2 separate regions of the Homo sapiens genome follow, and region 1 is linked to region 2. Evidence: chromatin loops called from intact Hi-C (ENCODE). Cell type or tissue: B cell. All regions are shown on one strand. Links, peaks and the distances in the headings refer to the core of each region. The heading gives the core; the rest is flanking DNA. Region 1 overlaps DENND5B (DENN domain containing 5B). Region 2 overlaps LOC124902913 (a long non-coding RNA gene).

The links. Hi-C counts contacts between places; a loop is a spot of excess contacts. Peaks named below come from ENCODE experiments on the same cell type or tissue, not always from the same donor. Only the 100,000 strongest peaks of a DNase experiment are listed, where the experiment ranks them.
Region 1: a loop joins it to region 2, with 4 times the contacts of the local background. A loop is called at or near these places in 5 of 110 quality-filtered maps.

What each region holds. Positions count from the first base shown.
Region 1 is chr12:31,476,680-31,482,056 of GRCh38, forward strand. It overlaps DENND5B (DENN domain containing 5B), which reads right to left. Exons shown (of 21, transcript NM_144973.4): 3 at 2,910-3,576. It also overlaps the pseudogene MRPL30P2. Among named protein-coding and RNA genes, the nearest start is that of LINC02387, 110 kb to the left of the region's middle. RefSeq lists an enhancer at 1,119-1,168. In B cell, for the core only: no CTCF peak of the experiment used is centred there; a DNase peak (open chromatin) is centred at 3,292; H3K27ac peaks cover 2,158 bases.
Region 2 is chr12:31,633,922-31,639,298 of GRCh38, forward strand. All of the region lies in intron 1 of LOC124902913 (a long non-coding RNA gene), which reads right to left. Among named protein-coding and RNA genes, the nearest start is that of ETFBKMT, 23 kb to the right of the region's middle. In B cell, for the core only: CTCF peaks have their summits at 2,881 (motif pointing left) and 3,081; a DNase peak (open chromatin) is centred at 2,900; H3K4me3 peaks cover 763 bases; H3K27ac peaks cover 420 bases.

The DNA of each region.
Region 1 (5,377 bases), core at 171-5,170, 160 kb before region 2:
TGAGATGGGAGGATGGTGTGAGCTGAGGAGTTTGAGGCTGCAGTGTGCTAAGACTGTGCCTGTGAATACACTGTACTCCATTCTGGGCAACACAGTGAGACCCCATCTCTAAAAATTAAAGGCAAAACAAAAGAACCCACCCACCCCCAATATTCTTTCTAACCCAAATTGCTTCTCTAGGCAGAACATAAATAAATTGAACTTCAAGATTCAAGAAAATGGCCTTTAAGATTTCTTCTAAGTCTAGAATACAAAGTTCTTTTTTTCGGCCAGGCACAGTGGCTCACGCCGGTAATCCCAGCACTTTGGGAGGCTGAGGCGAGTGGATCATGAGGTCAGGAGTTCAAGACCAGCCTGACCAACATGGTGAAAACCCTGTCTCTACTAAAAATACAAAAATCAGCTGGGTGTGGTGGTGCGCACCCATAGTCCCAGCTACTCGGGAGGCTGAGGCAGGAGAATTGTTTGAACCCGGGAGGCGGTGGTTGCAGTGAGCCAAGATCATGCCACTGCACTCCAGCCTGGGCAACAGGGCGAGACTCTGTCTTAAAAAAAAAAAAAAGTTATTTTTTTCTAATGGGCTAAAACACCATAAGGTATTAAGCTCCAAGCCTCTGCCCCTTCTAGCCATTCTCTAATCCCTACTCCATTCAGGGAAATAAAAGGAAGAAAGGAAGAGAGAATTACTTAAGGTAAAATTTTTCAGATACAAAAAGGTGATCTGTAAGTAATAATGGAAGCAGTGAGTCCTCAGCTTCTGCTGGTGGGAAGGTTCATGCTGAATATTTAGCAGGCGCTCTCTCTAAAGAGAACAGCCACCACACTTATGGCAGGGACTTTGCTGTCAGTAGCTCAAGAGGCAAAATGAACTACAGACTGGGACAAAAGGTGTGAAGTCTCTCGTTTACATAGATTGGATTCATCACAAATTTACCAGGTCAAGAATTCCATATAAAGCGTTTCAGCCTTCACTTGCAGATCATGAAAAATATGACGGAGATCCACAGAATCCTCAGAAACTGCATATTGTTACCAGAATAAAAAAGTACAAAAAGGTGTCCATATTGGGAAAAAGACATAATAAAGATGCTCAGATTAGAAAACACACATATCCATCAAGTTCACAAGCATATTGCTTCAGTGAATGCAAAACTGAAAGTGGTTTAACAGTCAGTAAGAATCAAGCCCCTGAAGTTGCCACAAGGATTTCCAACTGAGGAGGACATGTCTAAGCTCTGCCTCAAGAGCACTGGGGAATTAGTGCAGTGGCATCTGAAATCTGTGGAGCAGAAAGCAATTAACTCCTAATGCCCAAGGAGCTTCAGATTAAAAAATGGATTTTTTTTTTATCTAAAGATGATGAGAAAGTGTTTCACTAAAATATATTTTAAATATATACATATAAAAAGAAAGTGGGTGAAAGAAGAAAGGAAAGAATTTAGATTGGTCATTAGAGAATAACTTCCTGACAACAAAAATTGAGACATGAAACACATTATCAAAGAACATTATGTTGGATAAACTGAAGAAAATACAACCTTGTGAACGGCTGTCAACACACAAATAGTGTCAACATACACACAAGATGGGGAAGTACAAATATAGTCTACTTGGCTCAGCCCCACTTATAATTTAAAATAGAAAAATAAAAAAAGGAAAGTGGTAAAATAAGCTTGACGGCACCAGTCGGGATTGCACTACAATTCTGCCAGCTTAAATACAAGTTAGCAAAATGCTAACCCCAGTTGGGTGCAATGCTTCATGCCTGTAATTCCAGCACTTTGGGAGGCCACGGCAGGAGGATCATTTGAGCCTAGGATTTTGAGAGTCCAGGGCAAGACAGTGACAGTCCGTCTCTACAAAAAATAAAAAATTAGCTGATGCGGTGGCACATTCCTATAGTACCAGCTACTCAGGAGGGTGAGGTGGGAAGACAGCTTGAGCACGGGATGTCAAGGTTGCAGTGACCCATGATTGCACTACTGCACTCCAGCCTGGGTGACGGAGTGAGAACTTGTCTAAAAAAAAAAGTGAATCCAAATATTTGTGTAACCTTTTTTGAAGAATCTATCAGTGTACAGGTACTATTTTATAATTTCCTTCAATTCACTATCCATTAAGACATAGCATCTCTATTTTCTCTACACATTCATATTCAGATGACAACTAGTATCCTAGTCTAGGCTCAGCATTAGTCTTCACAAATGTACTGGTAAAATAAAATCCATAGTTTGTTATTTTCTTAATATGTGTTGGAAGAACTTTGAATGAAAGATACCACAAAGATAACTTCCTTCTGAGATTAAAAAACATAAACAAAAAACCACACACACACACACACAACTCTGGCAGAACTGTTAGACCTGGGAAAGTCATCTGTCTCATGCCTGCTCACCTTTTCTCTCACTCAGATGAAATGCTCCCACAGGCAAAGATCCAAAGTTGATTGCCTCAGGAAGCTGCAGAGTCAACAATTTCATTTATCCCTTTTCAATGTTCGCTGAGTTTTGATGTGAACCTTTACTAATCCATAAAGAATGGGAAGTCTACACGTTTCTGGTAGTAACAGAGTTCTCTCACTCTCATTATGATGAAGAAAAAATGTTTTCTTAATGACGATTATATATTATCAGGAAAAAAGGGCTATTTCCATTAATAAATAAATATACCCAAATCAGCCAAGTTAACACTTGTGTTCCTTCCTATTTCTCTCTGCAGTCACTGACTGCCACCTCAAAGAGAAACAGCAGTCTCATCTCAGCCGCTGGTCCCACCATACCTGCTCCCTTTACACAAAACAGAAAAGACTGTGATCATTATTCGGTTCTAATAATATACCCCATGGAAACACAGTAGTTGGGAGCAAAAGTACTTGTTTTTGGAAAATGTAAAATCCAAGGAAAACCTACCTTGTGAGTAGAGAAGGATTTGCATCTCTAAAAGAACACAGGTAAACACCTGCACCAGGTTCTCTAATCCCAGGAGCTCAAATGCCTCCCGAAGGGGGTAATCAGAGAGGGGGAGTTCACTGGGCCCAGGCCTCTGGCAGATGACAGGTTCATAAACACCATAAAATTTCAGTGACCTCCCTGGAGGTGGAAGGGGTACTTCATAAAGAATATTGTGGATATAGCTTTCAAGTGGCAAGGGTGGTGGCTGCTGTGAGGTAACAGCCTTGTAAAGCTGGATAAGGAATTTCTTGCAGGCCTGCATGAATGGTAACGGTGTGATCAAGCATATACTTTTTGAAACATACAGGGTGTCTCTGCTAATATCATAGGAGTTGTATCGCTGGAGTTTCAAAAGGGAAGTTGTATCTCCTTCATCAAGACTACTTGCCAATGAGTCCATACTGCAGGAAGATGAAGCATACACACTGCTGTAATGCTCAGCGTTGTGCATCTGGTAAAGTGTCTGCATTGCTGTGCAGATTTGCTTACTTGTAACTTCTTCATAAAAAGTGAGAACAAAACCATAGGTGCGAGAACCATCTTCCCTGGTAATTATAAATGAGTGAAACTGGGGGTCTTTATTGTCCGTTTGTGTCCTGAAAGATAGCCCTTTAGGCATGCACAACTGTGAAAGAAAGAAAAAAAAAAATCAGAATGCAGTACACAAATAACTTCAAGCCAGAAATAAATGTTGTTTTTTTAACATAACAGGATTCAAAAAGACAGGTTTTATCCAGATTTAATATTCGCAATAGCCTTAAATTAGAAATATATTATAAATTCCTCATACACATGTATATAAAATTATTCTTAAAAGGAGTATATACAAGGGAAAAACTTTTACTGTGTGATGTTACATGCAAGGGGCTTTACTAAGAACAAGAGAATCACTGATTTAGTCCCAGAGTAAACCTCTAACCAAGCTTGTGGCCTTTAGCAAGCCATATAACTTCTGTGAGCCTCAGTTCCTTTATCTACAATAGTTGCTGTATCAACGACTTGAAGACAGAGTAGGCAAAAGCATTTCACAAATATTAAAAAGCACTTCACAAAAATAGTACTCAAGTATTTAATACAGGGAAATAGGAAAAGGCTCATTTAGGAAGTGGAAAAAAGTTAAACAAAGAATAATAAAAACAACAGTGTCATCTTTGCTATTTTGAATAGTATGGTATTTTATCCAAGAAAAAGAAACTTTGGAAATTGAAAGCTTTTTGATCTACTAAAGCAGAAGCACAGAAACAAGGCATTTTAGATTACTTCTAGTAGAGATTATGCTCTAGTTCTTGGGAACTACCCAGGATTGAGGAAACTTGAGAACAAAATTACCCAGAGGAGCTAAAGATGCTATATTTAAGACACTTAAAATGCACAGAAAATTAGAATTGATTCTTTAAAACATTTTAAATAAAAGAAGTGAAATTACAGAAAAGTTGAAATATACTAAGGAAAACAGAACTTGTAATTCAACCATCCTAATACTCATTATTCATATTTAGATATTTCTATTTTTGTATTGCAATATGCTTTTTACATAGAAATAATTTAACCATATATTATTACTATTTTTCTATATTTAATAACTGATGTGGTACAAAATTTAGACTGTCTCCCACATCCCCACATTACCAAGAAAATACAATTCCTTTATTTCTTCATTCAAACCGTCAAAAAACATTTATTAAGTGCCTTTTATGAGAGGGGCCCTATGATACAATGGTGGGAAGGACAGACATGGCCCATGGTCCTATGGTATTTCCAGTCGAGTAAGGTTAACAGGTAAGTTTTAAAAATCATAAACTATAAAGTAAGGGAAGTGCTATGATAGGGTAAATAAGGGTTGCTATGGGAAAAACATATAATAGTAGGAAGACACACATTAGAAAAGAAGGAGCTACCAGGAAAAAATGAAGCCCAACTGAAACCTCAGGACGAGTATAGGTCTTAGTGGATAAAGAAGATTCCAGGCAGAGAGGACATGTGCAAAAGCCCAGAAGAGTTTGAGGAACTGAACAGGTCAGTGTGGGTGGGGCAGAGAATGCAAGGTGGGAGGACGTGAGAGAAAGCAAGAGAAATAATCAGGGGCTAGCCCATGAAGGGCCTTGGTAGGCCATGTTAGAACTGTGGGGAGGACAATGGGAAACCTCTGAAGGGTTTTTAGGAGAGGGACAGAATTAGACGTGCCTCTTAGCACATCCATCTTGGAACACTAAGGGGAGTGGTTTTCAAAGGGGTTCCAAAGAGGCAGCAGGAATGTCTCAGGGCCTTGGAAGGGAGTGAGAGGCTAGAGGAAGAAGTTGAGAGGGCCAGTGTCCCTTCTTCCCCTATGCACATTCCACTTTCATTTATTCTGTAGAGTGGAATTCTTTCAGTGTTAAGATTTCTGGGTTCCCACTGCTTAAAAACAAAATCTTGATGGTGGGATA
Region 2 (5,377 bases), core at 224-5,223:
CCTGAGATCAGGAGTTCGAGAACAGCCTGGCCAACATGGTGAAACTCCGTCTCTATTAAAAATACAAAAAAATTAGTCAGGCATGGTGGCAGGCACCTGTAATCCCAGCTACTTGGGAGGCTGAGGCATGAGAATTGCTTGAACCTGGGCGGCAGAGTTTGGCAGTGAGCCGAGATCACGCCACTGCACTGCAGCCTTCACGACAGAGCGAGACTCTGTCTCAATAAAAAGAAAACAAAAAGTTTATTTTTGTTGTAACATTCTTTTATTATTTCTAGAGGCATGTAACAATGTGCTATGTAACAATTCAAGACTGTGGCCCAGATGAAATAATGATAGCAGCACATATCTGGAACTTCTTTGGTCACATGAATGCATAATAAATATATGAAGTGGAAACTCAATTCTACGTAGTATGACTACAGCAGACTAAAGACAATAATCAGGCCGGGTGTGGTGGCTCACACCTGTAATCCCAGCACTTCAGCACTTTAGGAGGCCAAGACCAGCAGATTGCTTGAGCTCAGGAGTTCCAGACCAGCCTGGGCAACATGGCAAAACCCCATCTCTACAAAAAATACAAAAATTAGCTAGGCATGCTGATGTGCGCCTATAATGCCAGTTACTTTGGAGGCTGAAGTGGGAGGGAGGTGGAGACCATAGGGAGCAGAGATCACGCCACTACACTCCAGCTTGGGTGACAGAGTGAGACCATGTCTCAAAAAAAAAAAAAATGCAATGACCACCAAAAACTACTCTCTGCAGTAACATGGCAATGAAAATAGATGCCATTGTTATGTACTTTAACTTCTACTATGATTATTTGACATGAGATTCCTTTCCTTTGCTTTCCTTTTTTTTTCTTTTTCCTTTTCCTTTCCTTTCTTTTCCTTTCTTTTTTTGGAGACAGGGTGGGTCTCACTCTGTTGCCCAGGCTGGAGTGCAATGGTGCAATCTTAGCTCACTGCAACCTCTGCCTTCCTGGCTCAAATGATCCTCTTGTGCCTCCCGAGTAGCTGGGACTACAGGTGCCCACTACCATGTTCAGTGATTTTTTTTTTCCTGCAGTTTTTGTAGACAGGGTTTCATAATGTTCCCCATGCTGGAGATTTCTTTCTTTCTTTTTTTGAAAAACAAAAAACAAAAAAACAAAGTCTTGCTGTCGCCTAGGCTGGAGTGCAACGGCACAATCTTGGCTCACTTCAACCTCTGCCTCCCAGGTTCAAGCGATTCTCCTGCCTCAGCCTCCCGAGTAGCTGGGATTACAGGCTTCGTGCCACCCCGCCTGGCTGATTTTTGTATTTTTAGTAGAGATGGGGCTTCACCATGTTGGCCAGGCTGGTCTCAAACTCCTAACCTCAGGTGATCCACCCACCTCGGCCTCCCAAAGTGCTGGGATTACAGGCATGAGCCACCATGCCCAGCCTTTTAAATTTATTTTAAAAATAAACGTATTTCTTACAGTTCTGGAGGTTTGAAAGTCCACAGCTGTTGGGCTGCATCTGGTGAGGGCCTTCTTACCGCAGCATAACATGACAGAGAGCATGACAGGGCAAGAGGCCATTTTCTTGTCTGAGAGTTTGATTTAGTCTAGAATCTGACCCCATCTTGACATAAACACCACTGGCTCAGATAAATATTAAGTGCAACAGTTTACCTAATTTAGTTATTTATTTGTATTCTTTTATTTTTATTTTATTTATTGAGAGGGGTTTTGTCATGTTGCCCATGCTGGTCTTGAACTCCTGGACTCAAGCGATCCTCTCACTTTGGCCTCCCAAAGTGCTGCGATCATAGGCTTGAACTACCGCGTCCAGCTAGTTTATCTAATTTAAAGACATCAAAATCTAAAGTCAGATTCTTACTTAGATTTGGTGTTTCAGATTTCAAAGAGATGAGATGTCACCAGATAAAAACTACTAGGTGGTAACCAGGCGTGGTGGCTCACGCCGTAATCCCAGCACTTTGGGAGGCTGAGGCGGGCGGATCACGAGGTCAGGAGTTCAAGACCAGCCTGGCCAACATGGTGAAACCCCGTCTGTACTAAAAATACAAAAAAAATAGCTGGGCATGGTGGCAGGCACCTGTAATCCCAGCTACTCGGGAGGCTGAGGCAGGAGAATCATTTGAACCCAGTAGGTAGAGATTGTAGTCAGACGAGATCTCACCATTGCACCCCAGCCTGGGCGACAGGGTGAGACTCTATCTCAAAAAAAAAAAAAACAAAAAACGACCAGGTGGCTCACGCCTGTAATCCCAGCACTTCGAGAGGCCAAGGTGGACCGATTGCTTGAGCTCAGAAGTTCAAGATCAGCCTGGGCTACATAGTGAAACCCTGTCTCTAAAACAAACAAACAAACAAACAAACAAAAAACAAACAAACAAAGCTTAGCTGGGCGTGATGGCGCATGCCTTTAGCCCCAGCTACTCAAGAGGCTGAGGAGGGAGGATCACTTGAGCCTGGGAGGCAGAGGCTGCAGTGAGCTATGATCGTGCCACTGTACCCCAGCCTGGGTGAGAGAGTCCCTATCTCAAAAAAATAAAACCAAAAAACTACTGGGGCCACGTCAGAACTGAAAGAGTTCTGCAGGCCCTTCAGAGAAAGGAGAAGTGAGAGTCAATTAACCTCAAGATTACATTTAAAAGCATTTTCCTCTTTAGTATAGAGGTGTGTTAAAAAAAAAAAAAGCATTTATACGAGGTATGTGAGGTATGTTAGTGAAACAGCAAAAACCTAATTATATCCTAAATAACTGGCACGCTCTAGGTTACAAATAGCAATTTGTAAAAGACCCATTGAATGAACACATTAAACAGCAGGTTGCTTATTCCTTCTCAAACCGCACTAAAAAATTCCTCTCTCGCATGTGTAGGTCCCAGAGCCAGACAGTTATGAGATGATGGTGCCCCCTGGTGGCCAATGTGGGGAGCCACCCGGCCAGGCGTGCTTCCTGGCTTTGTGCCAGCCATGCCTTTATTCTTTGGTTGGTTGGTTGGTTGGTTGGTTAGTTGGTTGGTTGGTTGGCTGGTTGAGACAGAGTCTTGCTCTGTCGCCCAGGCTGGAGTGCAGTGGCGATTTCGGCTCACTGCAACCTCCGTCTCCGAGGTTCAAGCAATTCTCCTGCCTCAGCCTCCGGAGTAGGTAGGACTACAGGCGCCCACCATCAAGCCCGGCTAATTTTTGTATTTTTGGTAGAGACGAGGTTTCACCATATTGGCCAGGCTGGTCTTGAACTCCAGACTTCAAGTGATCCACCCGCCTCTGCCTCCCAAAGTGCTGGGATTACAGGCATGGGCCACCGTGCCCGGCCAGACCATGCCTTTACTTTTGCACATATGCACAGTATTTCTGAAAATCAAGTGAAAAAGTTGGATTTATATACTCTATGTGAGTTTACATGTTATGGGGATTTCCATTTCCAGAGAATTAAAATGGATAATCAAATGTTTAATTTCATTTCACAATTTTCAAATATTTCTTTCCTTCCCTCCCTCCTTCCTCTCTTTCTTTTTTCTTTCTCTTTCTTTCTTTCTTTCTTCTCTTCCTTTTTTTTTTTTCTTAGACAGAGTCTCACTCTGTCGCCCCAGCTGGAGCTCAGTGGTGCAATCTCGGCTCACTGCAACCTCTGCCTCTCAGGTTCAAGTGATTCTCCTGCCTCAGCCTCCTGAATAGCTGGGACTACAGGCCTGTGCCACCATGCCCAGCTAATTTTTGTATTTTTAGTAGAGACAGGGTTTCACTATGTTGGCCAGGCTGGTCTTGAACTTCTGACCTCAGGTGATCCACCCATCTCAGCCTCCCAGAGTGCTAGGATTACAGGCGTGAGCCACTGTGCCGGGGCAGCAGGCCTTTCTTGACTGCAGATTTTCTAATACATGAAAACAGCCACCAATTGCAAAAATATATTAATTTTCGACAGGTACAAAAGGCACTTTGTGAATATCAGTATGCAGTTGGGTACACTTATCCGGAATTAAACCTGTCTCTCCTGGAGCTACATGCCACAGGCATCTCACACAGGGGCCGCTGTTCTGGAACACTCCTGTGAGCCAATAAAGGATCAACAGCTTCTCTTCAGGCCAGGCGCAGTGGCTCACACCTGTAATCCCAGCACTTTGGGAGGCCGAAGGGGGCGGATCACCTGAGGTTAGGAATTAGAGACCAACCTGGCCAACATGGTGAAACCCTGTCTCTACTAAAAATACAAAAATTAGCCAGGTGTGGTGGCGGGCGCCTGTAATCCCAGCTACTCAGGAAGCTGAGGCAGGAGAATCACTTGAACCTGGGAGGCGGAGGTTGCAGTGAGCTGAGATCGCACCACTGCACTCCAGCCTAGGAAACAGGAGTGAGACTCCATCTTAAAAAAAAAAAAAAAAAAAAAAAGCTTCTTTTCAAGAAAAAGCCATCCAGTGAATGGGTACCACTCACAAAATGAAGTTACTGTTTTTTTTTTTGTTTTTCGTTTTTTGAGACGGAGTCTCTCTCTGTCGCCGAGGCTGGAGTGCAGCGGCGCAATCTTAGCTCACTGCAAGCTCCGCCTCCCGGGTTCACGCCATTCTCCTGCCTCAGTCTCCCGAGTAGCTGGGACTACAGGCGCCTGCCACCACACCCGGCTAATTTTTTTTTTTTTTTTTTTTGTATTTTTAGTAGAGACGGGGTTTCACCATGTTAGCCAGGATGGTCTCGATCTGCTGACCTCGTGATCTGCCCGTCTCGGCCTCCCAAAGTGCTGGGATTACAGGCGTGAGCCACCACGCCCGGCCTTAATATTAAGCTTGTTTTGCTATAGAGTTGAAACTAATTTGTTTGCAGATTGGGCACAAACTCTCTCCCCCTGCAAAACCAAATTGTTCGGTAAGCCATGAGTTACCTCTTTCATCGACCTCAGGCTTATTTTGGCATATTCAATAGGCTGATTTAAGCCTTTGGAGCCACTTCTATAAGTAGTCTGTAAGAAATAACACACCTTAGCTGGGCGCGGTGGCTCATGCCTGTAATCCCAGCACTTTGAGAGGCTGAGGCAGGCGGATCATGAGGCCAGGCGTTTGAGACCAGCCTTACCAACATGAGGAAACCCCGTCTCTACTAAAAATACAAAAATTAGCCGGGCGTGATGGCACGTGCCTGTAATCCCAGCTACTCGGAATGCTGAGGCAGGAGAATCCCTTGAACCCGGGAGGTGGAATTTGAAGTGAGCCGAGATTACGCGCCACTGCACCCCAGTCTGGGGGACAGAGACAGACTCCGTCTCCAAAAAAAAAAAACCACACACACAAAAAAGAAATGAGTATCTTCCTTCTCCAATGCACCAAAGGGATACCAGTCACTATTCCTTTTCTTTCTACACTGAAGCTAAGAAATGCCTTTTTCAGTTAA